Linked DNA regions of Mus musculus: region 1 is linked to region 2. The links are chromatin loops, found by intact Hi-C in ENCODE. Cell type or tissue: heart. All regions are shown on one strand. Links, peaks and the distances in the headings refer to the core of each region. The heading gives the core; the rest is flanking DNA. Region 1 has its middle 41 kb from the start of Erg. Region 2 overlaps Gm31641 (predicted gene, 31641).

Region 1 (15,555 bases), core at 4,969-12,968, 370 kb before region 2:
CGGAGACAGCCCCGTGCTAAGCTCTGGGTGGGTTTCTGTTGCCGACTCAGCTCCTCCATGTAAGTCTTTTCTTCCTAGTGGATTTAGTTTTGGCCTCAGCATCCAGAGTCGTCCAAGAGTAGATTTCATCTTTTTTTCTTAATATTTTATCTTATTTTTAAAATTAATTTATTTTTTATACTCCATATTCTACCCCCCTCATCCACCCTCCAACTGATCCACATCCCACACCTCCTCTCTACTCCCTTGTCTCCACATGCCCCCGCCACACACCATGTGACCTCTAAATTCCCTGGGGTCTCCAGTCTCTTGAGGGTTAGGTGCATCATCTCTGAATGAACACACACGTGAAAGTCCTCTACTGTGTGTGTGTTAGGGGCCTCATATCAGCTGGTGTATGCTGTCTGTTTGAAAGATCAGGTAGATTTCACCTTAAGAGGGCTGTGTATAACCCCACTCAGCCAGTATCATTGACCCCTGTGAGCACTGTATTCTTAATCTGCCTTTACATATTTCCCCATCTTTTCTCTTTAGATTCCACTATATCTGTTTGTATCTACAGTATTTTAGAGATTCTTGATAAATTGTACGTGTCCCTGTGCACCACTTTTTGGGGGACAATAGTCCGTGTCCTAAGACTTGAACACTCTGGTCCTTGCCTTGGGAGGACCAGAAAGTGCTCTCCAAAGTTAAGGCAGTGAGTCGATGGTGATGGGGTTGGGTCTGGACAGACTGCAGAGCGGTGTGAGAGGCAGGTTCTGTGAGTGTTTGGCTTGTGGGCAGTATGGAGCCCTGAAGCTGGATCACATGCAATGCAGGAAATACATAGACCCCATCCTGAAGTTTGGAGAGACGGAGCTACATAACAGCCTCAGTGACCCAAGAGTGACTCAGAAGAATAAAATTCCTGGCAGAGAAAGGGAAGGCAGGGAGCTGTGGGAGATGGCGGGTGACGCCTCACCCAAGGGCATAGGTCCCCCTTGCTGTGACTGTGCTGCCCCCAGTTTTCAGAACAGGTGCCTCAGGGACTATTGCAGTTCCAAGTTAGCAACAGCGGTCTACAAGGGCTGTCCCCAGTGCCCTGCTTGTCAGGGGAGGCAGAGACCAAGTCCTGTGTAAGTTTAAAGTGTTGTAGGCGAAATTGTTCGAGGAAAACGGAATGAGAAACGTTAATTCTAATACGGTAGCTCGCAGAGCACATGTCCAAAATACTATTATTTCTGAGGTAATTCGAGTACCAGTGTGGTTACACTGGTGAGCTATTTTGGATTGCTTTTCTCCACCCCACTGCCCCGTATTAGATGCAGTTTGTGGATCCCACCCACAGCCTAGTCCCACCCAGGGGTACCACGGTAGCTACATGGCTTTGGCTGCCATTTTGGCCATTGCATCTTTAGAATGTTCAGCTTAGGGTTCCGGTGGACTGTGAGCAGTGTTAAAGCTTCATAAATCACTTTATAATTTATAACCAGAGTAGATTTTTTTTTAGGCACAGCATCTTCACCAACAACATCATCCAAAGCACAAGTATGGGAACAAGTCTGAAGACAACAGAAAATCAAATAGAAACTCGCTCAGCACTACATCTGCAGGTTCCCAGCGGTAACGAAAATATACCGATAATTTTCTATTGAGTCAGTTCATGCCACTATCTATTACTATTGCTATCAATTATTCCATGGTGCTGGGGATTGAACCCAGGGCTGCATATATACTAACTTCATGCTTTCAAAGGGCCAAACAAAATACTTGCTTTCAGACTGAAACTTTATATCCTTGGTAACAAATGGCGTTGCCTCTGTGGGACTTATGCCCTGACAGCTTCATGCACATGAAATATTAGCGGGCATCCGCTATTTAAATATAATCCCACTATCGTGACACAGCTCCCATTCTGTGGGTCTCCCGAGTGCTGTGCCATTTATCACTTGAAGATGTTGTAAAGTGCTGGTACCCCAGTGCGTAGAGGACTATCAGTGGTCTGGACCAATGCAGAATTCACTTTCCAGACGGTGTGATCTTACAGTGTGGTAACGGCAACTACAAGGGAAATCGGATCTTCCTAAACCAAAGTGCACAGCTGGATGTTACAGAGCTAACAGGGGCTGCACACTGCTCTTTGTGACTGCCTGTGTCCCTTCTGTGACATGTGTCCCTTCTGTGACATGTGTCATTGATTAGCTCACCTGTCAAACTATGCTTGCTTTAGAGCCAACGCCTCCTTGAGTCTTTATGCAGAGGCAAGGCTTCACGAGCAGGTTTACGCTCACCCCTACTTCCTTGAGTAAGAAGCTTGCGTTCAGCTCTGGATCCTGCAGTGGAGTCAGTCTTAGCCCATGGCTCCCTGTAGGTGTGTGTTCCTGTTGATGCCAGTGCATATTAAGGGGATTTCATTCTCTTGCTTTGGTTTACTATTCCCTGCAGGCGTGCATACCATAAAAGAACCATTAAAAAAGATCTGTTAAACAAAATATGCAAGGCTTCTCTCAACTCCAATCGCTGTATCAGATTTTATACCTCATTCAGGCGGTTGCTGGTGGCCAGACATTAATGGAGAGGAATATCTCTTGGATTTTTAAACAAAGGGAACTGCCAAAGTTCTACCCACTGTCAAATATCTCTTTCTAGCTGGGATGCTTCATTGCCAATCACGTAGAGGCAGATAGGAGAGCAAGACTTTACATAGTTGACTTCTGTGCCTTCCAGTGTGGCACTACAGGGAATGTCACAGCCCAGTCCTACCTCTTGGGTGTATGTATGTATATGTGTGTTTATGTGTGTATATGTATGTATATGTATGTATGTATATGTGTGTTTATGAGACAGTGTATGATTTGTATTGGGCCAACCCTAAAGTGTTATGTAGCCAAGGCTGGCCTTGAACCCCTCATCCTCCTCTCTGCTGGGATTACTGGTTGCCACACTCCATTATGGGGTACTGGGGGATGGAATGTAGGATTCCATGAACACTTAGCTATGGAGGTGACATCCTGAGCCCGGTTCTATGCCTCATTGTGTGATGATGGCTTACCGGATGGAAACCTTTTAGAGGTAGATGTTTTCTGTTCCCAGTCACACTGGAGGTAGGCAGATGGATGCTTGCACAACATCCATTTAGTTCAATTTCCCATCAGAGGACAAATTAACTTAAAATCCAAACTGCATCGAGAAAAGCACAGCAGACGAGGACTTCTTAAATAGATGTCACTTGGGTGACCTTCGGTGCACACGTGTGAATACAGAAACACATGAGTTCGATGATCTCAACACAGGGTGAACATGATAACACGTTGATGGAAGCTATGTGCGTTTCACTCATCCTGGAAAAAAACTTCTCACCCAGCAACCAAGGACCCCATATGTTCTTCCAGGGAGGGGTTCGTATGCATCGCCTCTGTGTGTGTGTGTGGGTGGGTGGGCGGGTGGGGATACTGACAGTTTGCCACATCGTTGAGGAAGACCCTGGAACAAACTGCTCCACGCAGGATTACCAATTCATGGATTCTGTTCCCAGGGAGGGGCAACGGAGCTGACAGATCACACTCGTGGGTGTGAGAAGCCGAAGAAGAACTCTTGGAGTGTGTTATGTTTGGTTAAAGTTGTGGTCATCACCGCAGTGGGGCTAGATTTTCCCCTTCAGCGTCTATGTTACAGCGGTGCGTGGGTGAGCTCAGCGACCTTACAACTGACGCCCAAGTCACCTCATAAAGTCTGACCGTGGCTAAGCCTTTCCCGTTCCCCGCTCAGCGCACACAGCTCTCCGCCTCTCCCTCAGCATCAGGCTTCTTCCCACTGCTCCTGGCTTGCTCCACAAGGTGGGACCCACTGACCTCAACAGTAAAGTCAGCAAAGTTTTACCTGAATCCATGCACAGATGAACAGAAACAAGCCCTCGGGCCTAATGAAATCAGGCTGCAGATCTGCCTTGCCTTCAGAATAGCCTGCCTCTGCGTTCTGTTCCCTGTCTGGTTCTCATGGAAATTTGTGTCTGGGAATGAGGGGTTGCTGGAGCAGATTTTCTGGGGCAGGTGCTGTATCCTTTGTCCATTCCCATTGGGTGTCAGGACCCTTTGAGGGGGTGAAGAGGGCCGAAGCTTCGGAGATAATACTACCAGTCTACCCTTTAAGAGGACAATTATTCACAAATATGCACTAGTCTGGGGGTTTCAGTACAGGAAACATATCCCACTTAGTTTTATCCTTCCGTAAATATACATGGAACTCTCTGTGATGTTATTTCTAGATGCCTCACATACATAACTTCAGGTCTGCATGTGAAATGATGGCTCCAGTTTTTGTTCTTTGCAGAGGGACGTAGCTTGGGGCCGGACAGAGCATAGGTGTAGTCACTCTTCAGGAGGTTATGAAGAAAGGCAATTAAGAAGAGATAACGAGGGTCAGAGTTGGATTTTTCTGTCAAAGGAACGTTTGTTCCCAGTCTCTGTACTGGCAAATAAAAATAAGAATCCTGGGTCAAAGAAGTGAGGTGGGCTCTGAGGTTCTTAGTAAGAGTATCTTATCTCATGTACTTGAGAAGAATGGAAATATGTCTTCCATGTTTTGTATTCCCTGTGCCACCCCCCACGTCTTCTCCCAGCTTCTCTCCCATCTCCCCCGCCCCAGCTTCTTCTTCCTTTCCCTCTTTGGTTTTATCTCTACTGCTTGATGCCCTAGACAATGCGCAGTTGCCTTTGTATTTCCAAAAGACTCCATAAATACACAAAATCAAGGTCTATGGAGATGGCTCAGTTAGTAAAGGGCTTGCCAAGCAAGCACGACCAACCAAATTTGGATTCTCATCACCCCTGTAAAAATCCAGGGCCAGAGGTTTGTGTCTGTAACACATATATACACAGGCATGCACATACTCAGGTACACACAAATGAACAGATGCACATACAACATGCACACATACACACACATACACACGAATACACTCAGGCACACATATGCACACACACAAATATACTCAGGTACACATATGCACACATACACACACACATAAATACACTCAGGCACACACATGCACGCACACACACACATGCACACGTACACACAGGCATGCACATACTCGGGCACACACAAATGAACAGATGCCCATACAACAGGCACAGTCAATAGCCATGCACTTCTCAGGGTGAAGGGTGACAGGACATTTTTCAAAGCGCAAGATCAGATGGCCCACGTTGTGAAAGACTGGTCCCTAAGACAGAGGCTAGCTCTTCTCATGCTACTAAGCCACGTGTGGGCTGCCTTTATTTCCTGCTCACCCTGGACATCCACACGCAAGTCGTGTGGCTCGGATGCCTTTCTGCAGCTGGATCACATTGACTGATATTTGCCCTCCAGTAAAAATGGAAATAGGCTAGAAAACAAACAACAATGCAGAGACATGCCGAGTGAGCGAGCTTCCACCAAAAACCAATCCGAAGAGAAAAACACTTGGGCCGGCGTCAAGGGAAACAGAGCCACGCCAGCACAAATTCCTATGAAAATGACTGCAGAGTAGTATTTTCATGAAAAGGCAGCTGACTCAGAGATGGAGGGAGGGCAGGCTCTGTGCAATGAGGGGAGTGGAATAACCACCCACGCCCTGGAGCTGACAGGATCGCTTAAGTGCAGTTACTAGAAATGACCCAAGCACCCAAAATAGCGAAGCGCGGGAGGGAGAGCCAGGTCCTCATGAAGGGAGAGTGTGTTTGAGAAACCAGGGCAGAGGCGTTAAGAGTCAGACTTTGTGTTCAGGCTTCTCCTCGTCACTGGCAGGGCTAACAATCTTGTGCTCCTCTGAAGGCCAGCCCCGTAGGAAAGAGCCTCCTACCTGCTAGAAGATGCAACGATACATGTTACCGTGGACACAGAGGCCTGAGCATTTTACCAAAAATGATTGTGTACAGCCCTGGCTATTGTGTTATATTTCCTGGTAATGTTAAAAATCTTATAATCTGAAAACACCAAGTCTGACCTTTTAAAGTTGCTGTGAAGCCACAAGTGGAAAATCCCACAGCTGACCTCCTGTGTTGGGTCACACTCAGAAAATGCGTGTTAAAAATCATGGTGCAGAATTACCTTTGGGTACTGAGGAGATGGCTCAGTTGGTAAAGGTACAAAGACCTGTTTCAGCTCTCTAGAACTCATGTAAAATGTCAGATGTACCAGCGTGCACCTGTAATCCTGTGCTGGAGAGATGGAAACAGGGTATCCCTGGGCTTGCTGGCTGGCCAGCTGCGTCAGTGTGTTCAGACTCAGTGAGGGATGAGAGAGTGATTAGGGAAGATAGATAGCTCTGGCTTCTACATGCATGCACACGCGCACACATACACACACACACACACACACACACATGGGCACACACATGCATATACACATGTTGTACACACACGCAGGTACACATGCATGCACACATGAACACATACACAGACATACAGACACTCGCACACACACAATGCACACACATGTACACACCCATCCTTAAACATGTGCACACACATGTGCATGCATGCATGAAAACACACACATGCTCACACATATGCATGCACACGTGATCGCACATACACAAACACACACCCATTTACACAGGCACCACGCACACACACATACACATATACATACCCACACTTAAACATGTGCACATCCATATGTGCATGCACTCAGAAATACACATGACACACAGACACATGCACGCACATGCACACATGCGTGCATATGTTTTTACTATTTGTGTGTAGCTTGAAGACTGGTCTCACCAGAAGACCCACACTTGCCTACTATTATAAATCAGAGTAGCAGGAAACAGTATGCTCCTGGCTGTAGCATGTACCAGGTTGACAGGGTCATGCTCTCTGCTCTCTGAAGTTATGTGTCTTCTCTTGCTGCAGATGAGGTTCACAAGGTGCAAGTGGCTCTCTGGGCTTGTCCAGAAAGATGGTTTCACCTTCCTAGTCTAGGTTTTAGTCTCCAAACTAGCAATTAAACCATCCCATAAATCCTCCATGCAAGGTAGTAAAACCTAATTTTAGATTTCCTGTGTGCCGCAGTGTCCTGTCTGATTGCTACCAGTTGGCCAGAAGCCGGACATGAGAAGCAGGCGGCTCACAGTGCACCAAGTGTCAAAGCCCACTGCCTACATGGTTGGCGGTTGGTCTGCATTCCTTGACTGCTTGTAGCTTTCATTGGTTCAAGACCCTGAAGTTCACTTGGTTTTGTATGTGTTTGTATGTACGTAATGTATGTGTACATATGTTTGATTTTGTGTGTGTGTGTATATATATGTGTGTGTGTGTGTGCATATATGTGTGTGTGTGTGTTTGTGTGTACATATATATGTGTATGTGTGTGCATATGTGTGTGTGTGTGTGCACATGCCTGCGTGTAGAGTGGACAACCCTGGGTGTCATTTCTCAGGTGTCAACTATTTTTTCTGAATCAAGGTTTCTCACTGATCTGAGCTTGCCAAGTGGACATGGTTGGCCATCCAGAGAGAATCACCTGTCTCTGCTTCTCCAACGATCCTTACAGATCTATCTGTCTCTGCCTTCCCAGCACAGGGGTATAAGTGCACACCCAATACCTGGCCTTTTAAAATGTGGATCCTGGGTGTAAACTCAGGTTCTTGTGCTTGTATGGCAAGAACTTTGTCAACTGCCTTCTCCGCAGTCTCTGCTTGGACAGGGACCACAGAGGGAAGGGTAGGGACAGAAGCCGGTATAAACAAAGAATGGGAAGAGTGGTGGCTGATGCTCAGGGGACAGAAGGGCCAGAGACCCAGAGTCACACTGATAGCTTGGGAGAGCTCAGAGGACCAGTCCCTTAGCTCAGCTGCATGGAGGCTGAACACTCATGCTGCACAGGCACTGAGAATACACTTACTTTTTGGAGTTCCGAGGGGGGGGGGGACCTGCAAACCTTAGGACCTCACCCTGGGTATCTTTTGATGGGCTGTGATGAGCAGACTGAATGGGGCTTAGCACTGCTCCAGGAACTTTTAAATGGTATATCCTCTCTCTCCTCTCACCCTCTCCCTCCCTTCCCTCCCTCCTCCCCTCCCTCCTTCTCTCCCTCCTTTCTCCCTTCCCTCCTTCACCCCTCACTACTACTCTGTGTGTACATACCAACTTGTGCAGTGCCCACAGAGGCCAGAAGAGGGCGACAGATTTGCTGGAACTACAAGCAGATGATAGGAAGTGAACTAGGGTCCTCTGAAAGAGTAGTAAGGACTCTTAACCACTGAGCCATCTGTCTGGCCTCTGGCACATCCTTTTGATGTAAGGAAGCCATGTTTAGGAACCAAGAGTGGACTGTGACACTGGGGACAAAAAACAAACAAACAAACAAAGAAACAAACATGTCCTGGCACATATTTCCCTACAATCTTGAGGAAGTTAAAATGGCATCTTTCTGATTGACAATACATTGTCTGGTGTTGGGAGCCCCTTGTTCACCAGGAAGATATAGGTAGACCCACTTCCAAATCTAAGGAAGGATAGGGAGGGATCAAGCTGACCACCAGTGCTCATGGAGTTGATCAGTCATGGCTACAGAGCAGAGCTCTGGTGAGAACACTAGGCTTCCTTTACAGTAGTGGAAACTGATGGTTCCAAAAAGGTGGCCCAGTCTTTCTCTCCCTCACCTGGGGTCAGCTCTTCACTTGCACCCCCTGTGCCCTTGACAGCAAGCCAGTGATTGGGAGAGTGAAGGACGAAAGTCAGCTACCTCTCTGACTCCTTCCACCCCAGGACAGAGAGCATATGTGTCATGTGTCCTGATGGGACTCACTCCAGCCTCCTACTGGAGACATCAGGTTTCCAGCCTGAATAGCAAGTCTATTGGACCGGCACCCCATCTGTGCTTGCCCTCCTCAGATCAATCCCCTGGCCTGTGGTACTCCTCTGTTCAGCTGGCCTGGAATTCTGGGAATTGTAAGTTGTGGTGCCTTATCTCCCTTAAAGCCACAAACACAGGGGCTGGCTATCTGCCATGCTTAGAGGGACAGCTTTCTTCACTTCGCTCTGACAGCATTGAAGGTGAGTTTAGGAGGGCTTGGAGTGGCTGGGACTGCAAGGATGCACCCCCAGTGATGGGAGGCAGGGATGCCATCTGACTGTTGTACTTTGCTTGAGCCTTGGCAGGGCATCGTGCCCTGTGACCTATGGTGAGTCTAAGTGTGTCTTTGCTATGCAGGTGTTGGCTGATGGGGTGGGTGGTGCCCCAGAATCTATACGAACGGAGCTGAAAATGTTTAAAACTTAAAAATCCCTCTGTCTACACTTTTGAACTTTAAGGGGTAGGGCTAGCAATTCCTTTGTCTGTTGTGGAAATAAAGAACATGTAGATGAGTCAAAATATTAAAGTTACATCTTCCGACCCTCAGCATGTAATTACGTGTGACAAGCAATGCATTTAATTTCAGAATAGTGGCCCCATATATAAGAATATATGTATATATTTACCTCAATGTAGATATTTTAATACATTCTTATAACCCATTTTGTCCAAACTAACAGCACATTTTTAAGTATCTGTGCCATTAAGTGTATTTGTTGAAAAGTTGCTTTTGAGCCACATTTACTATGAAACTATCTAACACCCTATTGTGTAGCCTTACAGCATCTGACCCACGTCTGCTGAGTTTGGGCTTTTTCTCGGTTTTCTGTTAGCCAGCCATCAGAGTTCTCAGTCTCGGGTGCAGAATGCCCATGGCCAGGCTAAGTCATGCTATTTTGGAAGTGGATCTAAAAATCAGCAGGCTCCTAAGTTTCCAGGGTTGAAAAAGACTGTAACACACACACACACACACACACACACACACACACACACACACACACACACTGTACTGTACCTGGAATAAGTGCCTGGAAGTGAAGCCATGGAATCAAAGATGACCTGAGGAAGACTGCGCTGTGGCATTCAAAAGTTTTGATTAAAATGACATTTATTTATCGTGTGTATCTGTGCATTTGGCGGGGGGTGGGGCATGTGCACATGGACATGGGGGTCAGAGTCATGTGGCCCAGAAGTTTTGTTTTATAATATAAACTAATTTGTACTTTTAAACTCCAGGTTTTTAAAAGGTAAAGGTTGAGGGCCAGTGAGATGGATGGCTTAGTGGGTAAAAGCCCTGAGGACATGGGTTCCACCCCCAGGACCCGTGTGGTGGAAGGAGAGAGCTCCTCTGACCTCCCCATGCTGTGACATGCGCACACACACATGCACACATACACTCACAGAAAATGAATGTCGTCTAAAAAGTTAAGGTTGAAAACCGAGCATGAGCCTCAGGGAGAGGTTAGTATAACGCCGAGTGCGTGCTTTGACATACTCGGCCTCAGGTTGGTTTTGCTGTAACCTGACTGAATTTCTAGGATGACACAGGGGTGCAGCGGATTGGCGCCTCTTCTCCCTATGGAGGCTTTGGTGAAGCTTCCTGGGCGGTTTGTGTGGAGGAGGCCACAGTCCTGGTGATGGGTATCTTACTCTAAGTGACAGCTAAGACAAGATACAAAAAGTCAAGTGACTTCGAAGCATGGCTCTGTGGTCCGTTTATGAGGACGCTAATCCCATTCGAAAGGGCTCCGCCCTGTGAGCCAATCACTGCGGTCTGTTCTAAGCCGCTGCCGTGAAGTTAGGACATCATCACCTAAGGGATGGGACACGTGCCTCATCACAGTGACACAGGAGAGTCCCCCAGGCTCTAAGGGAAATGGCTGCAGGTCCACCCATTGCGTCTTGCTTCTTGTGAAGTTGCCATACGACTTTGATCACTTTCCTGATCCAGTCATGATGTTCCTCGTGATAATACGTGTGCTTAGTTGTAAAGCTCAGATACTTCCCGGGCAGTTCCCTGCCGACCACATGCCCAGGGGAGCAAGTTTTGCAGAGTCTGCAGACCTCTGAGGTTTGCCTGTGTCCTTAAACGGAAGAGAAGAATCTAGCTCATGTCTTCTCTACCCATGGCCTGTTTCTCTCTCTTTGCAGTATGGGTTAATATGCAGGCAGGAAAAATGTTACTTAACCAAGCTGTGTAATATACTGTGAGCACAACAATACCACACACACACATGTGCATGCAGGCACACACACAGACACACACATTTCCATGTGCAGGCACACACACACACACACACACACACACACACATACATGAACATGGACACACACACATGCATGCATGAACACACATGCACGTGTGCATGTGGACACAGACACACACACAGACACACAGACACACACAATCACTTTCTATGATTTAGTGATGTGTGGATGACCCCACCCCAACCCCTGCATTTTTGGTTGTTGCTGTTAGTTTCTTTGACACAGGGGTCTCTCACTGTGTAGTCCTGGATGGTTCAGCACTTGGTATGTAGATCAGGCTGGCCTCAGACTCAGAGAGATCTGCCTTGCCTTTGCCTCCTAAGTACTGAGATTAAAGGCATAAGGCATCACCTGGCTGCATCTTTTTCTCAGAAGGAATCTCATTGGCCAGGGCTTTAGGATTGCTGTAGGTTTGAGTGCTGGCCAATGAGCCTCAGGTCTGTCTGCTTCTGCCTTTCCAGCATTGGGACCCTAAGCAGCTGCCTTGTTCTCAGCTCTTTAATGTTGTAATGTATGCTCTGGGGCTTGAACTCCGATCTTTAAGCTTGCAAATCAAACCCCAGGAAACCAGGCTGCAGGCCCCTGGGATGGGAAGGAACTCCCTGGGAGGCATCCTGCAGCAGGCTGAGGTGGGGGCTGCACCTTGGGATGGGTCTCCAGAAGCCAAAGTGAATTCTTCCCCTGATAATCCCCTTGGACTGAGGGGAAGGCAGGCTGCTGGGGTTTCTGTTTGCAGCTTTCCGCTGCTCTCCACTTCCAGGGCCTTCATCTTTGCTCTGAGCAAATTCCTTCAGGGGAAGAAAACAGATGCTCACTCTTCCTTTTAGAGCATAGGAACTCCTTGTTCAAATACAATGAAGCAAAAAAGCCCTGGGGCTGGGGGGGGGGCGGCTTTTTTTCACTCCCTTCCCTCCAAGGGGGAGGGAAGTAACCTTTTTACCTTTCTTTTCCACATCTGGACATCATGTTTATTTGGAGACCAGAGTGGCAACTACTGCCTGGTGTATTGCACTAATTTCTAATCTGATGAACTAGTGGTCAGCTGAGCCAAAAGGCAGAGCTGCTGATTGCTGAAGCCAGCAATCTCCAGTGTCTTGCTTTCTGCCTCTCTCTCTCTCTCTCTCTCTCTCTCTCTTTCAAGATTTATTTATTTATTTTATGTATATGGGTACACTGTAGCTGTACTGATGGATGGTTGCGAGCCATCATGTGGTTGCTGGGATTTGAACTCAGGACCTTTGGAAGAGCAGTCAGTGCTCTTAACCGCTGAGCCATCTCACCAGCCCCTTCCTGTATCTCTTTATTACTGTGATTAAGCTGGGTTGTCTTAGGGTCTCTATTGCTGTGAAGAGACACCATGACCACAGCAACTCTCATAAAGGCAAACATTTGATTGGGCTTGGCTTACAGTTCAGAGGTTTAGTTCATTGTCGATATGGTGGACAGCATGGCAGCATGCAGGCAGACGTGTGTGGTGCTGGAGGAGCTGAGAGTTCTATATCTTGACCTGCAGTCAACAGAAAGTGACAGTGACACATTGGCCAGGCTTGAGCTTAGGAGACCTCAAAGCCCTCCCTCTAGTGGCACACCTCTTCCAACAAGGCCACACCTCCTAATAATGCCACACCCTATGGACCAATGGGGGCCATTTTCATTCAAACCACTGCATGGATCAACCACACTTGGACACACGTGGTTCCAGCCGGAGGGTACAGCTGCTGCTAGGACCCCAGTTCTCAGGTGCAGTTAGCTCTTCCTGAGCACAGAAAAAGTGGTTGTGAAATTACTTTCTGCTCTTGCAGAGGACCTGGGTTTGATTCCTAGCATCATCTCTGTAGCTCACAACCATCTGTAACTCCAATTCCAAGTGGTTCATTGCCCTCTTCTGACTCCATAGGCACCAGGTATGCATGTGGTGCACATGCATGCATACATACAGGCAGGCAGAATACACATACGTATTAACTAAATTAACTAAATTTTTGTGCTAAAGATATAGCTTAACTGTTAAAGGGTGAGGCTCATGACTAAACACTACACTGAAGCCTTTGGTAATAGTCCAGGGCTCATAATAATAATAATAATAATAATTTAAAATGTATAATACTGGTGGAGTTTTTTTAGCCAACAAATATTTGCCATTTGCATGCATTGAGGATTCTTGTTGTAGTGTGGTGATTTTCTTATAATTGATGTGTCACTTTTCATTATTATTACTATTATTATTATTATTATTATTATTACTGTTTGTTGCTGTTTTGCTTTCTGAGATGGGGGTTCCATGTTACCCAGGCTGGCTTCTAATTTGCTGTGTAGCCCAGGCTATTTTAAGGTTGATTCTCCTATGTGTGTACCCCACACCAGCCTCTGTGTATTATTGTGATAAAGTCTGCAGCTGATGTTAGAAGTCACTTTGATATACTTCTTATAGATTTTGACAGATATATCCTGGCGTGTACCCCTGTTACATTTTCACCAAGAACACGCAGAACAGTTTCACTGCTTAGAAGACCCCACACTTCACCTGTCTTCCCCCCTCTCCTCTGTCCTACCCCACGGCGGCCACAGATATTCCCACAACCCTGGGAGCTATTTCTTTTCCAGAATGTTCTGTGTTTGGAGACCTTCCATATGTAGTGTTTTTGATTGACTTTTCTCACAGTGGTGTGCACTCAGAGGTCCTCTGCATCTTTCTCTGGTCTGTAGCTCATGTTCACTGCTCTGTAATACTCCGCTGACTGACTGGGTGTGCCATTGCTGGTCTCTCCTCTCCTCTGCTGAAGGGACCTTGGCTACTTCTATGGTTTTTGTTTTTGTTTTTTATGCCCTCAAGTGTTTCAGAGCTGAAATGAAATGTGGGAAAGGAGACACTCAGGGCAACCTCTGGGGTCGTACAACCAATTCAGAGGTTTTGGTAGTGGATGGTGAGCTTGTGGTGTCACAAGGGAGCTGGTGATGGTGTGTATAAGTATGTGATTCCGTGTATGTGCAGGTGTGCATTCACAGGCTTGTGGATGCAAGTATATGTGTGTGTGTGTGTGTGTGTGTGTGTGAGAGAGAGAGAATGTGGTGGCCAGAGGTAGACATCAGGCATCTCTAACTCTCTATACCTTATTTTTCGAGTCAGGGTCTGTGCTGGTAATTTTCATGTCACCTTGACCCAAGCTAAAGTCATCTGAGAGGAGGGAACCTCAATTAAGAAAATGCTTCCGGGCTGGTGAGATGGCTTAGTGGGTAAGAACACCTGACTGCTCTTCCAAAGGTCAGGAGTTCAAATCCCAGCAACCACATGGTGGCTCACAACCATCCATAAGGAGATCTAACTCCCTCTTCTGGAGTGTCTGAAGACAGCTACAGTGTACTTACATATAATCAATCAATCAATCAATCAATCAATCAATCTTAAAAAAAAGAAAGAAAGAAAATGCTTCCATAAGATCAGGCTGCAGGCAAGCCTACAGGGCATTTTCTTAGTTAGTGATTGATGGGGGTTGTCTAGCCCACTGTGGATGGTGCCATCCCTGGGCTGGTGGTCCTGGGTTGTATAGGAAAGCAAGCTGAGCAAGCCAGGGAAAGCAAGCCAGTAAGCAGGCCACCTCCATGGCCTCTGCATCAGCTCCTGCCTCCAGGTCCCTGCCCTGCGTGAGTTCCTGCCCTCACTGCTTTTGATGATGAACTGTTATATGGAACTGTGAGTGAAATAAGCCTTTCCCCCTCAAGTTGCCTTTGGTCACGGTGTTTTATCACACCTGGGGTGAGTCTAAGCCAAGCCGAGCCAGAATCCATCTGGGAAGAGGGACCCTCAGTTGAGAAAATGCTCTCACCAGGGTGGCCTGTGGTACATTTACTTGACTGATGACTGATGTGGGACGGTCCAGTTCACTGTGGGTGGGGCCACTCCCTACACAAGTGGTCCTGAGTGCTATAGGAAAGTAGACTGTGGAAGCCATGAGGAGCAAGATAGTAAGCAGTACCCTACCATAGCCTATGTATCAGCTCCTGCCTTGAGTTCCTGTCCTGACTTCCCTCATGATGGAAAAGTAACCTGGAAGTATCAGATGAAGTAACCCTTTCTCCCCAACTTGCTTTTAGTTGATGGTGAATCTAGCTGAGACAGGATCTCTCACTGGACCTGAAGCTCACAGGTGAGGTAGTCTGGCTGGCCAGTGAGTTCCAGGTCCCTCTGTCCCTGTCTCCCCACTGTGATTTCAGCGGTTCAATACCACACCCAAGTAAATGGGGGGAATCAAAGACAGGTCTTCATGCATGGCTGGGCTGAGCCGTCTCCCCACCCCCAGAGCTCCTGATTTTCATATATTAATTGCTACAGATCTGAAGTGTCCTGGTCTTAAAGTAAAGCACTGTTAGGGCTTATCCAGGTGACAGAATGAAACAGCAAAGGTTTTTCTCTTCCCCTTCAGTCTGAGTGTGCCAACTTTCTTATTCAACATGCTAGGCTCAAAG
Region 2 (15,555 bases), core at 5,008-13,007:
TGGGGGTATGGTCTACAAGGTATTATTAATGTCATGTATAATATTTGTTGATACGATGTGTAATTATCATTATAGCATATCGTGTGTGCTGACATAATGGTTCACGTGTTAGTGTGATTTTATGAATATAATATGTAAGATGTTAACAGTATGTGTGGTGTGTCTTGCTATAACATGTGTGGCTGTGTGTTGAAGCCACATGGGGTATGTGACTGATACAACATACAAAGTGAATTCGATGCCATAAGAATGGAGTGGCAGCAAGGACAGCCTTGACCAAAGCCTTGCTCAAACAACCTGTCTTGGCACAATGCTTCATTTTCTCAAGGTTGCGTGCAGACAAAATACAAGTCCAAAGTCTCCGGGAAGACCCGGACTTTCCATAGTCAAAGGGAAAGTCCACAGGAACCAACCAGGAGTCAACCCGCTGCACACACACACATACACACACACACACACATTCACAAACACTTAAACCACTTAAGCACACACATGCACACACGCTCACAAACACCACCACACCTTCAAGGAACAATAACTTATAATATGCTTTAACTCTGTAATTTCCTGAGTAGAATTACATTTAGGGTGGAGGATGGGCACCTCCACCTTTACTGAGCAGTGGGTAAAGCCATGCGCCTCCAAACTTGATGACCTGAATTTGAAAGGGAGAACAGATCCCGGAAGTCCTCTGACTTCCAGGCATCTACTATGTGTCCACAACACACACACACACACACACACACACACACACACACACACACACACTGGAAAAATTTAAAAATATTTTAAATGATTTAAGACTTATGAAAACTTTAAAGTCTCTTTCAAAAGACCAGGCATTCTGAGTCTAAAGCCAAATCCCGAAGTTACCTCATCCCATCTATCAAAAGACTTAGGGTTTTAGCTGGTATTGGGGGTGGGGGGAGATGAAAGATAGAGCTGAATAGATGAGATATCAATAGATATACAGGCTAGGTTGATAATTATAGATGATAGGTAAATAGCTAGATGGCAGGTAAGTGGTAGATGGATAATAGCTGTATACATGAAGAGGTTTCATAGGCATGGATGACAGTAGGTAGACAAGAGACAGCTCAAATAGAGAGTGGATAGGTACATAAATAGACAGTAGATGGTGACAGACTCACTGTTTCTGTGTGTGCACCGTGCTGTGCTTTCTTTTCATTGGGGATTCCCACCTCAACAGAGGGCATTTCTGGCTGTAAGGATATCCTATGCAGCGACATCTCTGATCCTACCAACGAGGACATAGAAACAGTGACAACCAAAAATGTCCCAGATCTTCTAAGAGACCCTGTCAAATGCATAACCACTCACAACTGAGAACCCCACTTTCCACTCTAATGGAGATCACAGTTGCAGACCTCAGAAGGCCATGGTTTAGGACCTGGTCCTGAGCACTAGCCTGCAACCTCAGCCAGGGTCACCCCTCTTGAGCTCCTTGTCTTCATCTGTAGGATGGATATGGCTGCTGTACCTGGACACTAAGTCTTTGCATGGCAAATATCTGCTACTGATGCTAACACCCCTTTCTCTCCAGAGCCCAGAGACACTGGGTGGTGGGAGTGAAGGAGCTGTCTATAAGCAACAACAAGAAGGAATGAGAGGTGCTGATGTCTACTTTGAATACTAGCCAGAGACTCCATCCTTAGGGCTCACCACATGCGGGCATTCATAGGTAATGGCATCTTCTTGACACAGGATGCAATTATGAAAATGGCATGTTTCAGGAGCAAGACAGCAGTTAGTGGGGTGTAAGATAGATGCCCCGCAGTGCTTGGCAAACTGCGCTTATCCTGTGCCAGATCCTTCTGTTGTGTTTCACACATAGCAGCCAAGGTCTCCAGACTTGTCCAGATCAACCCACTGTCTTGAGCCTGAGGTCTGTTGTTACTTCCCCAACATACCTTGCCCCCATGCTGTTGCCTGGCAACAGATTCAAGCAGTCAAGCATCACTGATGCCAGCACAGCAGGTGGGGTGCACAGGGATCTCACCTGTCATTTTCACTTCGAAGTTGGAACATGTCAGAATGTGGGTTCACTTTCAGGATGGGTTTCTCTCTGGACCCTTGTGTTTTTGTAAGGGCACATGGCTTGATGAACCCCCAGGAGATGAGAAAAATATTGATTAGCCAGGGAGGTCATCTCATCTGGAAGAGGAGAAAACATACTACCTGGTGGCCACCTTGCCTTCAGGAGGGTACAGGGACAGAGCAGAACAGATTGTCTGGTCTACAAGGAGCACTTACCTTCAGACATAACCTTGTATCACTCTCCTGAGAGAAACAGCCAATAACTTAGAGGCTTACAGCTATGGATGTTTCAAACAAAACCAAAGTTCCCCAAGGCAAGCCCAGAGGTTGAACTTTTCCTCGAATATCCCATTCCTGGGAGGAGTGAGGCACAAGGGGAAGTCAGTATAACCATCTGGTCTCCAGCTGACTTGGCAAGAAAAACATAGCAGCGATGTTGGCCTTTAATACGACTGATCACTGTTGGCTCGCACATGAAAATGAATTAGAAGGAGAGCCAAACTTTATAATTGTTGGTAAATCTGTAGATGATCAGTGCTGAAACGTCTATTACTCCTTTCTTTCCATTTATCACCATTTGTTGTATTCTGCACCCCTGGATTTGGGAAGGATGACCAGATGGAAATCAGACTACAGTCATTAAGTAGGTAAGAAACAGATGGTGTGGAAGGAGAAAAACAGAAGGCTTCAGGGTGGGGCAGAAGCTCTGACCAGAGCACCAACCTTCCCTTCCCAGCTCCAAGGCCCAGTCAGAGTCAATCTGGATGATTCCAGAACTGATGGAGGTCAACTGTGCCCCTCTGTCACCATCAAGGACAAGGCACATGCCACCTTTGTTGATTCGAGGGAGAAGGGTAAGATAGCACAGCACAGCAAAGAGAGACACAGGCTTCTGGTAATGGTGCCCCAATGTGATGGTTTTGTATATGCTTGGCTCGTGGAGTGGCACTATTAGGAGGTGTGGCTCTGTTGGAGTAGGTGTATCACTGTGGATGTGGGCTTTACGATCCTCATCCTAGCTTCCCAGAAGCCAGTATTCCACTAGCAGCCTTCAGATGAAGATGTAGAACTCTCAGCTCCTTCTGCACCATGCCTGCCTGGATGCTGCCATGCTCCTACCTTGATGATAATGGACTGAACTTCTGAACATGTAATCCAGCCCCAATTAAATGTTGTCCTTTATAAGAGTTGCTTTGGTCATGGTGTCTGTTCACAGCAGTAAAACCCTAACTAAGACACCCAATGAAAGTGCTTGCCATCAAATCTTGGGCTCTAAGGACAGGGAGGTCTAGGATTCTCCCTACTCATCTATCATTTTGGTTTCATTGCCTGTTGTGTATATAAAGGGAATCGGAGTCCAGCATAGGCAGGGGCTTCCCATATATGTAACAGTTGTATGGCTTCCTGAGGGTGACGGCTTGGGGTGGAGCAGAGCACTTTGTCTAAAAAGAATTGTTACTTTGCAGTAAGCAAGTCACTTGAGAATAAATTCAGACATTCTCAAATAATCAAATTTAAATTTATGTTTCTGTTGTCATCATCTAACCACAAGAACTCATAGGAAGCAGGACCCAGGCCCAGACCTCTCTATGTCATGATGGTTGGTACCTCCCTCAGAGATTGTGAGTTTTCTTATTGATCTCCCATCAGCAACAGGTTGGTAAGACCATATTTGGGCTTTGTTTCTGAAATGAAAAACCAAAGCCCATCTCCCCCTGCTCTACCTGCTTCTTGTCTTCACCTCCCAGGGACTGGATGCTGGGCCCTCCTGAACAGGGCAGCTCACGTGATGGCCTGGAACACCTGCTATATTGTTGTTCTTTATGTCACTGTCATTGCAATGAGAGGGAGACAGAATGCCCTTAAGTTGTCAAGAATCAAGGGATGTGAGGACTGGAGAGGTAGTCCAGTGGTTAGAGCATGTACTACTTCGTCTTAGAGAGGACTAGAGGACTAGTGTTTTGTTTTCAATACCCACACTGGGTGGTTCACAGCCACCCTGTTATTTGAGCTTTCTTCTGTCCTCTGCCAGCACCCCATGTATACATGTAGACATGTAGGCATGGATATGCATGCATAAAAACAAAAATAAATTATAAGTGAATAAATAAGAATCAATAGGTGTCCAGATTGGAGATACCACCAGAAAGAATGAGACAAAAGAAAAGAATAGGGGGAAGGAAAATCGACATAGATCCCTGTGGTGGTCTGAATAAAAATGGCCCCATTGGGTATGGCACTATTAAGAGGTGTGGCCTTGTTGGAGTAGGTGTGGCCTTGATGGAGAAGGTGTGACCTTGTTGGAGGAAGTGTATCACTGTGAGGGTAGGCTTTGAGGTCTCAGAAGCTTACGCCAGGCTCAGTGTCACTCTCTCCACCTGCTGCCTGCCAATCCAGATGTAGAACTCTAAGCTCCTCCAGCAAACAGTCTGCCTTCACACTGTCATGTTTCCTGCCCCACATTGATAATGGACTAAAACTCTGAAACCATACCCAGCCCCGATTAAAGGGTTTCCTTTATAAGAGTTGCTGTGGTATTGGGGAATGAGGTGAGCCAGACAGGAATACTACCTACAGCCTGGCTTTGCAGTTAGTAACTCCTGCACATCCTGCTGAGGACATGAGTGCCGGTTCTTATTTTCACGGGCCCTAAGTGGAAAAAAGAAATCCTTGGGTTTTTGTGTTCCATACCACACACACTGAGGAAGAACAGGCAGAAAGAGGAGTCTGAGAGCATTAAGAGCTGGAGATTGAAAGCTGTGAAATGCTAGCTTCTGGACGTGAAAGCAACATCGACTGCATGAATTCACAGTAGCTGTGGTTACCTGCACACGATCAAGCCAGTTAAAATCCCAGCATGCTTGGGCCCTCTCCCCTAGCTGGAGAGATACTAGAGGTTGCTGCTTGCTAGAGGGAGCATCAATTTTCTTTGGAGATGTGGCCACGAGTGTGGCCCACGTGCCAGCGGATGGCTCAGTGGGTGGACTCAGACCCATGCGCACAGATAAGACTCAATGGGTTATTCTTTTTAAATGTCTTTAAGTTGGGAGAAAAGTGTGTTGGGAGGGGCAGAGGGGGTTGGAGAAGGATAGAGGTGGTGAACTGGTGGACCTATACAAGCGACGTTGAAGCATGTATGGTGTTTTCAATAAATAAATAAAAACTCTAATTAAAGAGAATCCTTTGAGTCTGAAATTGGCCAATAGACCCCTGGCATTATAAATACAGAGGGTGCTGCTATATAATAGCTGCTCAGGAAATACATATTTTATTACACGCATAACCATATATTTCAAGGACAGGGTATAATTTAATTATTTCTCAGGCAAATTGTTGACATCTACTGGCTTGGTGCTCAGTATTCAGGCTCCCTGTGCTCACTAGGTGAACCCACATGAGTTCACAACAACCCCACAGTACCATGGGAGATGTTTAGTACCTCTGTTCTGTAGTTGAGTACACTCACGCCAGGAGAGCATTCCCACTTGTCCAAGATGGCAATTACTACATGAGAGACCAAAATGTCATTCCGATCTGCCTAGCTCCCAAGTTACCTTACCAGAATTGGCTAAATCGTGGGTCCTGTGCAAAGTGAAAACACAAAGCTCTGTGTCCAAACAGTATTCAGAGTTTCAAGATGACCAAGGCGGAATATATAAACACAAAGGGGGGATTTTCTGAATGGCGTCCTTGTGCAATTGCCCAGGCACGGTTCTTCATCCTACTAATTTGCACATAAAAATGGACTCATTTCCTTAGCAAGTAGGGGAATTGTCTGTGTCATTGGTAATCGTGTCAAATCGATACATTATGCAGGCACCAGGAAAGGACCTCTCTCAAGGGTATAGCTTTACAGGAAGGCAGTCAGCACGCCAATTCCCCCAGGTTCGGAGTGTTTGGGTGGTTTGCTTTCCTGTTTTTGCTGACAGGTCCCGGTCCTGACCTGTGTGACACCATGAGCTGCTCTCCTGCCTGGAAAGCTAAGAAAGAAGCAGAAGAGAGTCCAGAGGCATCTTTAAGTGGTTTGCAGGGAGCAGCGGAGGACGCAGGATGTTTGAAAAGCAGGGGACACAGGATGTTTCCTCTACAGACCTCCACCCCATTTCCTCAGGAGAACAGTGGGAGGAGCTCGGTGCTGTGTCAGAGCTCACCTAGAGTTCTGACAGAGGTTTCCTGAGGCGATCGTTCGGATCAGAATGGTATCAGTGGCCCCGGCCCCGACAGGCGTATCTTTTGTGCCCTTGTATCTTAGACCAGTTGATGGTCAGAAGTTGCCACGGCAACACTCAGCTGTTGCTCTTCCCCTCCTCCCTGCCACGGAGGGTTCACGTCTCACCTTTGCCTTGCCTAGACAGCCTGCAGCTCTGGGTCATCAGATAAACAAGCTACGGGTCTCAATACAAAGAAAGCCACTCCAGCTGAGCATGCCAGGCACCTGTGTGACTCTGGGACATGGAAGATGGTGACTGGTTATTTGGGGCATGCTTGTTTGGTTGAGATTTTCGTAGTATTGACAACACCCAAAGACACCCACACACACATATTCAACATATGCCCAATGCCAGCAGGGGTTGAATTATCTTCTAGATCTATGAGTCTTAAAATGTCAAGGAATGTAAAATCAGCTACAAATTCATTGTAAATACCTAGGTTGCACACAAAGATTGCCTAATCTCACAGGACTGAGCTTGAGTTTGGTTAAATGTCCCTGGTAATTCACATGTAGGGTGTACCTGGCATCTCAAAAGAGGCTTTATCAGTGTGTAAGAGAGCCAACACATCTGACATAATTGTAAATGACATAAAGCACCCATCTTCGGTAAGGTTCCCTGGGGAGACTTTTTCTCACAGGAAATTCCCATGCTAAGGAAATGTGTCCATTCTGATGTACAGACCCCCAAACAGACCATTAAGGACAGTGCGCAGTTTCCCTTCTGGGGAACAGTCTTCCCACCTTAGCCATAGATAATTTCAGAAAAAGCAGGTCACTTCGCTGTCTTTCAGCTTCTTCTCTCCCACTGTGCATTCTGGGCTACCCATTACAGGGATGTATCCCTAAGTCTAGTCACCTTCAAATGCAATGGTGGGCTAATTCTGATCAGAGAATTCCTACGGAGCCCAGCGATCTCTAAATATAACTGTGTGTCTGCTCATGAGCTGAGTGTAAAACTCCAAACCAAAGATCTGACCTGGTTGGTTCAAAACCTTTGAAATGGGGAAAGGGAGGAGGGAGGAGGGAGGAGGGAGGAGGGAGGAGGGAGGAGGGAAGAGGGAGGAGGGAGATGGCTCAGTGGCTGATATGCTTGCTGCGCAGGCATGACGACCTGAGTTCAGGTCTCCAGAAAGGGAGTTTTTGAGCTTCTGTCCCCTCTCCTCTGTGTGTGCACGGCATCAAGGCCTCCCTCCCAGGCCCTGCTTGTCTAGCTGCCTTTCCAGCCTATGGGAAGAGGCATGGGCTTCAGATGGATGCAGGACAGACTTCCAGGTGAACCAAGTCTGTAAGCGGCTGGCTTATGACATCTAATGTAACCTCATTGTCGTACATCAGCTCTGGGTAGTCAATGCTGGGATATTTGCCACTCTCTTGCAACACGTAAGCACTTAATGAGATGATCTATAGAGAATGCTTAGCACATAGTATGGCCACAACTCAGAGAAGTAGCTCTCTCTCCTACTCCTTGGTCTCTTGTGATCGCACAACTGAGCTTGGGTAGCAATAAAAAAATTCAAAAGACTCCAGGTTTAAGGAGAGACCCTACCCCAGTGTATATGGGAGAAAGCAATTGAAGAAAACCTTATGTCATCTGTGGACTTTGTGACACACATGCTCATTTCTATACATGTGAACACACATATACACATATACATATGCAGAAAAGAAAAATCTGAAACACTTTAAAGTAAGGACCCTTCGTTCCCCACAGAACTCTTCTTCTGTATGCTAGGCAGACTGTCTGTCTTGAAGGGACTTCGGAATAACGACAAGTCCAGGAGAAAGAAAAGAAAGTAAAAGGTGTTGGATTGCATAGGCAAGGTGAGTGTGCAGGATAGGTAGTCCCTGGGGAGGGATCTGAGGGCACTTTCTGCATGTCTTGTGACCCCTGTCCTGACTTTCTAAGTCCCAGAATCTCCAGCAAGCACTGAGGCTGCACTTGGGTCCCAAATTTTAAGAAAGTAAAAGAGTTACCTTGTTTTCCTTCCAGGACAGCACAAGCCCCCCTTTTCCATGCAATTGGCGCCCCCTAGTGGCTGAGTAGGTCTTCCCTCCCAGTAGAAGTCTGAGTTGGTTGCAACCAACTCTCTCCATTGAATTAAAGGTCTCATTGTTCCATAAGAGTTGTGAGATCACAAGAGACCTAGGATAAGGGGTGGGAAAAGGAGCTACTTCTCTGACTTGTGGCCATACTATGTGCTAAGTGTTCCCTGTACATCATCTCATTAAGTGCTTAAGTTCCTCAGGAGAATGGCAAATATCCCAGCATTGACTGCCCAGAGCTGATGTACTACAATGAGGTTACATTAGATATCATAAGCCAGCTGCTTACAGATTTGGTTCACCCGGAAGGCTGCCCTGCCTCCATCTGAAACCCATGTCTCTTCCCATAGGCTGGGAATGCAGCTACAGTAGACCAGCAGGAACTGGGTAGGGACACCAGATGCCATGCACATGCAGAGAGAGGGGATGGAAGCTCCCCAACTCATCTTTGTAGGCACACCATTGCCAAATCAGCTGAGGGTCACCAGGTGCTTTGTCCAGTCCCGAGACCACCTGTGGATTACCCCATGTAGCCAGTGTAGAAGAGTCCTCAAGACTCAGTTTCTCTCAGGGGGTACGGACAGTTGAGAGTTGTCTAATGTGGGTGCCAGAATATGAACTCTGGTCCTCTGGAAGAACAGGAAGTGTTCTTAATCTCCGAGCCTTATCCATAGCCCCAGAGAGTTGGTCTCCTCTGTTCTTTTACTTTGCGGTTACATGGGTGCGTCTTTTGCAGAACTCTTTACTGTCTGTGACTTTATGCATATTGATATTCACATAGAAACTCGTGCCAAGCTAATGCTGCTGGTAGCAGACTTTTGTCCTGAATCACTGCTATAATCCTAGACCCCTGGGGATCTCTGATGAGGAACTTCACTCAACTGTCCTGGGAGCCGAGTGGTGAGGCTACAACATGATGTGGAAATCCAAGACCGCATAGCTAGAAATAAGTCCAAGTGACGAGTGACTTGTACAAAACCTGGAGGTTTGGCACAGTGTCCCAAGAAATCTACTTCTAGGAAAAAGATGTCCTTACAAAGATAAGATGCTAAACAATGGGGCCAAGCTGACATCGAAGACACAGGCATGTTTGAGGGTGAGGACAGCTGGATACACATTATACTCAGCTCTGACCACTCAGTGCCACAGGAGGATGGCTGAGGTGGCACCTGGGCATGAGGAGACCCCTGCCCAGCTGAGGGTGTATACGCTGTTCTTGTCAAAGTCCCCTGAGCAGGCCCAGTGAGTCAGATAAGGAGGTAAGACCTTCACAGACAAGCTTGGCAACCTGAATTTGAACCCTAGAACCCCTATGGTGGAAGGAGAAAACTGACTTCCACATGTTTTCCTCTATGTGTGAGCTGTGGTGGGCTCCCACAAATTAAATAAATCAATGTAATGTTTTTAAATTAATAAAACGAGTCCTCTGGCTAATGGGTATAGGGAAACTGAGAACTGATGCATGTCCTTGGAACTGGGCTCCTTCTAGTAGCACAAGGCATCACCATGCCTTGTTAGAACTAGCCTCAGGTAGATAGTCGCCTCTCTCGGCACTAACTAACCAGGCTTGAAGAGGCATGCCATCATATCAGAAGAAGCCAGAGGCAGCTAAGAGTAATTTTAAGGAGACAGTGAAAAGTGTTTTCACATAGAGCATGGGGCAGCGAAATCTGTATGTGGAAGGTGTATGTTTCACTCATTTGTAGTTGGCCAAAGCCCAGGCTGCTGATGGCAGTAGGGGGTCACAGGGCTAGTGTCACAACTGAGCAGTATAAACAAGAGACCAGAAAGGGACAGGGTAAGGGATGGAGGCAGTGGTACATCCAGACCCCACAGTCAGAGGACACTTCAGTATAGCCCAGTCGCCAAACCAAAGCCAGATTAGTAAGCCACAAATAGAACCGACTTAATTAGGAACCAGAGTGATCAGCAGCAGCAACCAACCTGCTAAACCCACTGTAACCATGAGTGAGTTCTTAGAACTCAAGGTCAAGATAACACTTCTGTCTAAACCACTGGATTTGTATTGCAAACAAGAGTGAACTTGTGGAGGGTAGCAGTGTGAGTTCACCTGGGTGTGCCAGGGAGGGTAGCAGTGTGAGTTCACATGGGTGTGCCAGGGAGGGTACAGTGCGAATTCATATGGGCATGGCATGGAGGGTACAGTGTGAGTTCACATGGGTGTGCCATGGAGGGTACAGTGTGAGTTCACATGGGTGTGCATGAAGGTTAGCAGTGTGTGAGTTCGCATGGTGTGAGATGCACGGAGTCCAGAACTCACCCAGCACACACAATTCCCAACAAGCACACTGCTGACATTCATTTTCCCCACCCATTGTGCACAGTGCCAGCATGCTAACAGTTGCGTGCTTCCCTGTGGATGCCTAAGCTCGGGAATCACAGCCAGCTTGGGGCCCCCTTAGCTGAGTAGATGCAAGAATTCCACCTGCTCTCTTTCACAAGCCACTCCCCGCTGGCTCAGGGCACTGAGCATTAAAGGGCTCCATTGTACAGCTTTGTACACTTTGCTTCTGGAGCTGTTTTAGGATGAGGTGCTAAACAGTTTCTCAGAGGGACTCAGAAGGCAGGTCAGCCACTGTAGCCAAGTGACTTAGAACTGAGGTGGGAAAACAGCAACCCTAAATTTATCTCAAGACTAAGTCTTAACTCCATTGACGCTCTTCCCCCTCTTACTGCCTCAAGGAGAACTGAACAAGAAAGAAGACACAACGGGGTTGGCCCCCAGCAAATTTTAGTTTCCTCTAGGAAGCCTAGGTGTCAAACGCCACTGGGTGGAGTCATTATTCTCCTCTTTACACTAAACAAGAAAAGGAGGAGCATGGAGCATTTCCTTCCAGAGCGCCTCCCTCTGGAGCCCCTCTTTCTGGAGCGCCTCCCTCCAGAGCGCTTCCTTCTGGAGCACCTCACGCGCTGGGTCACAATCATGTGGGTCACTTATCCCACAAGTCTGAGAATCAGTCCTAGAGTTGCTTTTCCATAGACCATGATGTTGGCAGATGCATCGGGAACACTGGCTTTATGGAGGTTTCCAGAGCACTAAGAAGTTGAAGGCTTCCCTGTCCTTGTGGTAAGGATTCAGCAAAGAGCAGAGCCAGCACCCAAGGAAGACTCAGGGGGAGATAAGCCAGTCATCCTGAAGTGCACCTCAGGTCTCAACCTTCTTAGTCCGAGAAGCACTCCCCACCCACCATCTACCCACTCAGCGTCTTGTTTTTGTAAAAACACAGAGAGCAGAACCATTTCTGGAAACCAAGAAGAAACTGGTTGTTACTACATAGCTGAAAAAAAAAAGGTGCAATTTTTCAAAGTCTGTCTCAGAAGGCAGTATGGCCAATATCGCCTTTGTTTAAATGAGATGATGCAAATCAGATGCAGATTATTAATCTCTGAGCGTGCCTAGCACACATGAAAGACGTTCGCACAATGAGGCACTGTAAGAGCTCTGTATCATGACAACTTTGCACTTAGGAATGTGTTCACTAAATATGGAAACAAGTGAGAAGTAACAAAATGAGCTTCCTGGGAGGTGCGGCAGCACAAACTGGGTGGACGAGTGTACGGCTGGGCTTCAGTTCCTGGCCTGAAGAGCCTCCTCCTCATTCCACGACATTCTTGATTTCCAAGTTTTCTCTGCAAAACAAAATGGAATAGTCTTAGATTAAGTGATTCATGAATCCACCGATTTGGGCAAAATAAGTCATTGCATTGGCCAAGAATCCAGGGTCTCTGATAGGTGGTATTTTACAGCCCATTGGGTGTAAGTCAAGACCTCCATTCAATGCTCCTCTATCCCAAGTATATACCCTCTGTTCAGGATACGCTGATTTTTTTTTAATGTATCAGCACACTTTCTTGTTTCCTTATTCTGTATTGTTATAAAGCCACTATCCCTTTTAGAATGTATGAAACTTCCACTTCACAAATTTATATCCCTCACTTTAAAGATCTGACTTTTAAATGGCAATGAAAATGTTCCCCTGTGTTTAATATTAACTATAATTCATAATTCATTTACTGCCTTCATCACTTATATTAATAATTTATTAAAAATTATTGACTTTGTTTGATAGACTTTATTGGAAATTGCTTCTTGATTTTGACCTTTGTGGATATAATGATTGTCTGATAGTTGGTTTGAATAAAATATTGATTGTTCTCTACTGTAGGGGGCAAGCAAACTGCCATCATTATGTCTTTTCTCATTAACATACAAATGTTGTTTATTACCAAGGTACAGCATTCAAGAACTTCTCCAGTCTGTAATCTCAAACTTCCCTCACTCCTCTTGTAAATCAGTTCCTAACTCCTATGAACTACACAGTCAAATTCATACCAACAACTCCTCTCCTGGTACTGAATTTTAAAATTATTTTAGTTATTTGTTGCTGAAAACAGAAGCATTTAATGGATGAAAAGCTTACTTGAGGGTCATGATTTAAGAGAATGCAACCCATGGTGAAAGCTCATCTTAGCTGACCAAGAAGGAGAGACAAGTCCTGCTTCTACGGGCATTGGCTTTCTTTAAACTGTATCTCCGTGGAGTCTAGGTCGCTGTCACCGCAAGTTGCTGCTCTGGCTGTTTGTTCTCCATGTATTAGGTCACAGCTATCGCAGAACTACATGCATTCACTCACTTTCTCACTTGGTATTCTCTTTGACCTACCTCATTCAGGATCTTAGAAACTTTTATTTAATCTTATTATTTATTTATTTATGGTGACGATCACCTATGTAACTCCCATCTGACCAAAATGAAACTCAAATTTTTGTGCTCTGAGCAAAATTCTTATATCTTTCACAGATAGTTTTTTCTCATCTTTTTTTTATTCGACTCTAAGTGGAAGCCATTTTCAGGATGGTTCCCTATGTCCTCGGTGGTTTTGGCATCTCTCTTCTAGCCTTCACGAAGTCTTTGGAGTGCATCAGCCATTCTTTTGTCCTTTCTTATTTGTTGAGTTTCAACCACATCAGCCCCCCTCCCCCGAGGCATTTCTCAGCAATCCCTAGGTTGCATCTCCTCAAATCAACAGTTCTTGACCCACTCCTCTCCCTCAGCTATTCCCTAGGAAACACTCTCTGTTGCTTGTGTTTAGTTATTACATATGCTGATGAGTCTCCAGTGTCCGTGTCCATCCTCAACCTCTCTCTAAACTTTAGATTTCTGTTTCCAACTTCTGTTTTAACACTTCCACTCAGACATCTGAAATGCATCCAAACAACTTATGGCATAGCGGTCTAACCTTTAGTTCTTATTTTCCATCTTTGCCTGTAAGGCGTGACTCCTCGCTCTCTCCCTTGTGTTGTGTACTTCCCTCTTGCAATTGGCCGTGATGAGAACTTCCTCGCAGACTACTTACCCATGCTCCATGTAAGTTGTTAGAAATAAAAAGTTAACTTTCAGTGCAGCTGAGAAGCATGGCGGCTATGTATCGCTTTTAACATTGTTAATAATAGTCATTTATTGTCTACACATAGCATTCTTCAATTGATAGAGATAGTCTACTCATTCCCGAAAGAAGCCTATCTAATGGAACAATTCTTGGAATGTGGACCATGGGTCAAGATCAATGTTGCCACCCCATGGGTAATGTGGTACACAATAGAAATTCGATGGAGAATGGAGAGCCATGGAAAATTACAAGTTAAAAAACACAGTGATCTAAAGGCCAATGAAACTCAAATGACTGCCAATTTTCTGCCTTGGAGGAATAATTTTCGAGGAGCCAAATTTAGCAAGAGAGATTTGAAAGGCACCAAGCAAGAAGTTCAGAATGAAATACACCAGGCATGGCCTCAGAAAGCTAGTCAATAATTGTACATTTGCATTTTAACTCTTCCTCATCGTTACCAAAGGTGAGTTCCCCGATATCTATCCAAGATGTGAAGCACTGTTTATCTGCTTGCCTGCTGATGAGTTCATGGCTCAGCTCTGCAGCTACTGGAGCAGTGCAACTCATCCTCTCTGCTACACAAGGTGAATAAGATGCTTGGGAGAAGGAAGCATTTTTCAATGTTGAATAGACTGTTTGCCCTGAGCAATTATATATATATGTGTGTGTGTGTATGTGTGTGTGTATATATGTGTGTGTGTGTGTGTGTGTATGCCATATCCTACAGTATAGATAACAAAGCTGTGGCAGTTATTAAAGTTGTCCCATAAGGCTTTCAACTCTTCCGTGTTCTAGCACACAGATTTCCCCCACTTTCCTTAAGACCCCATACAATGCCTGCCTTTGGGTAGACTTACTAAGTACTAGATGCACAGAAAAGCACTTTGCTGTATCAATCATTTGAGGTAGATATTATTATTGTGACTTCATAGATGAAGAAACTGAGGCTTAGCACAATGAGCTAAAGGCCAGTGAAACTCACCTGACTGCCTCTACCAAGAGGTAGAGAGGTCAGCTTTGAACTCATTGTCTGTTTTGAGCATCTATCTATCTCAGTCCTTCCAGGGATGAGTCACTGCATCTATAGGAAGTAGAGCACAACTGTCCACACAGGGCAAAGCATGTTTACACACGGTACTCAAGATTCAACTTACGAGTCCAGGAGAACATTCTATTTAGTTGGTGGGATTTCATTCAAATTTTGTAATATTGAGTGGAAATTTATTGATCAGAGTTATCCAGAAAAAGGAGAACCAATAAGGGGTGTGTGTGTGTGTGTGTGTGTGTGTGTGTACATATGGAACTGGCTCACATCATGTAAGAGGTTAACAAGTCTAAGATGACAGTGTGAGCACATTTGTTACTTTTCTTGTTGCTCTAAATCAAAGACATCAAAACACATTCCAGCAGGAAAGATTCCTCGTGTCTCCTGGTTTTGGAGAGTGCAATCTCTCCTGGGAGGGAACAGGTGGCAGCTGGAACCTTAGCCCTGTCCACAGTGGCAGGAACATGAGGTAGCAGCTCTTTACATTGTAACCCCCAGAAAGCAAAAGAAGCTGGCTTCATATTGGAGGTGTGGGTCAGGCAGGGAATAATCACCCTTGTGACCTCCTTCCAGCAGCTGGGCCCCACTCCTTGAATGTTTCATAGCCTTCAAAATAGCATTAGAAGCCAGAAACCAAACATTCAAATCGGGAGCCCGTGGTAGCACACTTCAGATGCAAACCATAGCAACAAGACTGAAGACTTGAGACACAGGAAGGAAGAAAATGCAGTTCAGGTCTGAAAGCTGCCAGGCCGAAAATACAGCTCAGCTTGTGCACAGGGTCT

The links. A loop is a pair of places that touch in the nucleus more often than their neighbours do. Peaks named below come from ENCODE experiments on the same cell type or tissue, not always from the same donor. Only the 100,000 strongest peaks of a DNase experiment are listed, where the experiment ranks them.
Region 1: it touches region 2 in a loop (2.6-fold over the local background); 9 of 42 quality-filtered maps call a loop at or near these places.

What each region holds. Positions count from the first base shown.
Region 1 is chr16:95,563,404-95,578,958 of GRCm38, reverse strand. It overlaps a transcript of Erg not described here. Among named protein-coding and RNA genes, the nearest start is that of Erg, 41 kb to the right of the region's middle. In heart, for the core only: a CTCF peak has its summit at 8,153 (motif pointing right); no DNase peak of the experiment used is centred there.
Region 2 is chr16:95,189,570-95,205,124 of GRCm38, reverse strand. All of the region lies in intron 3 of Gm31641 (predicted gene, 31641), which reads left to right. Among named protein-coding and RNA genes, the nearest start is that of Gm31754, 44 kb to the left of the region's middle. In heart, for the core only: a CTCF peak has its summit at 8,300 (motif pointing left); no DNase peak of the experiment used is centred there.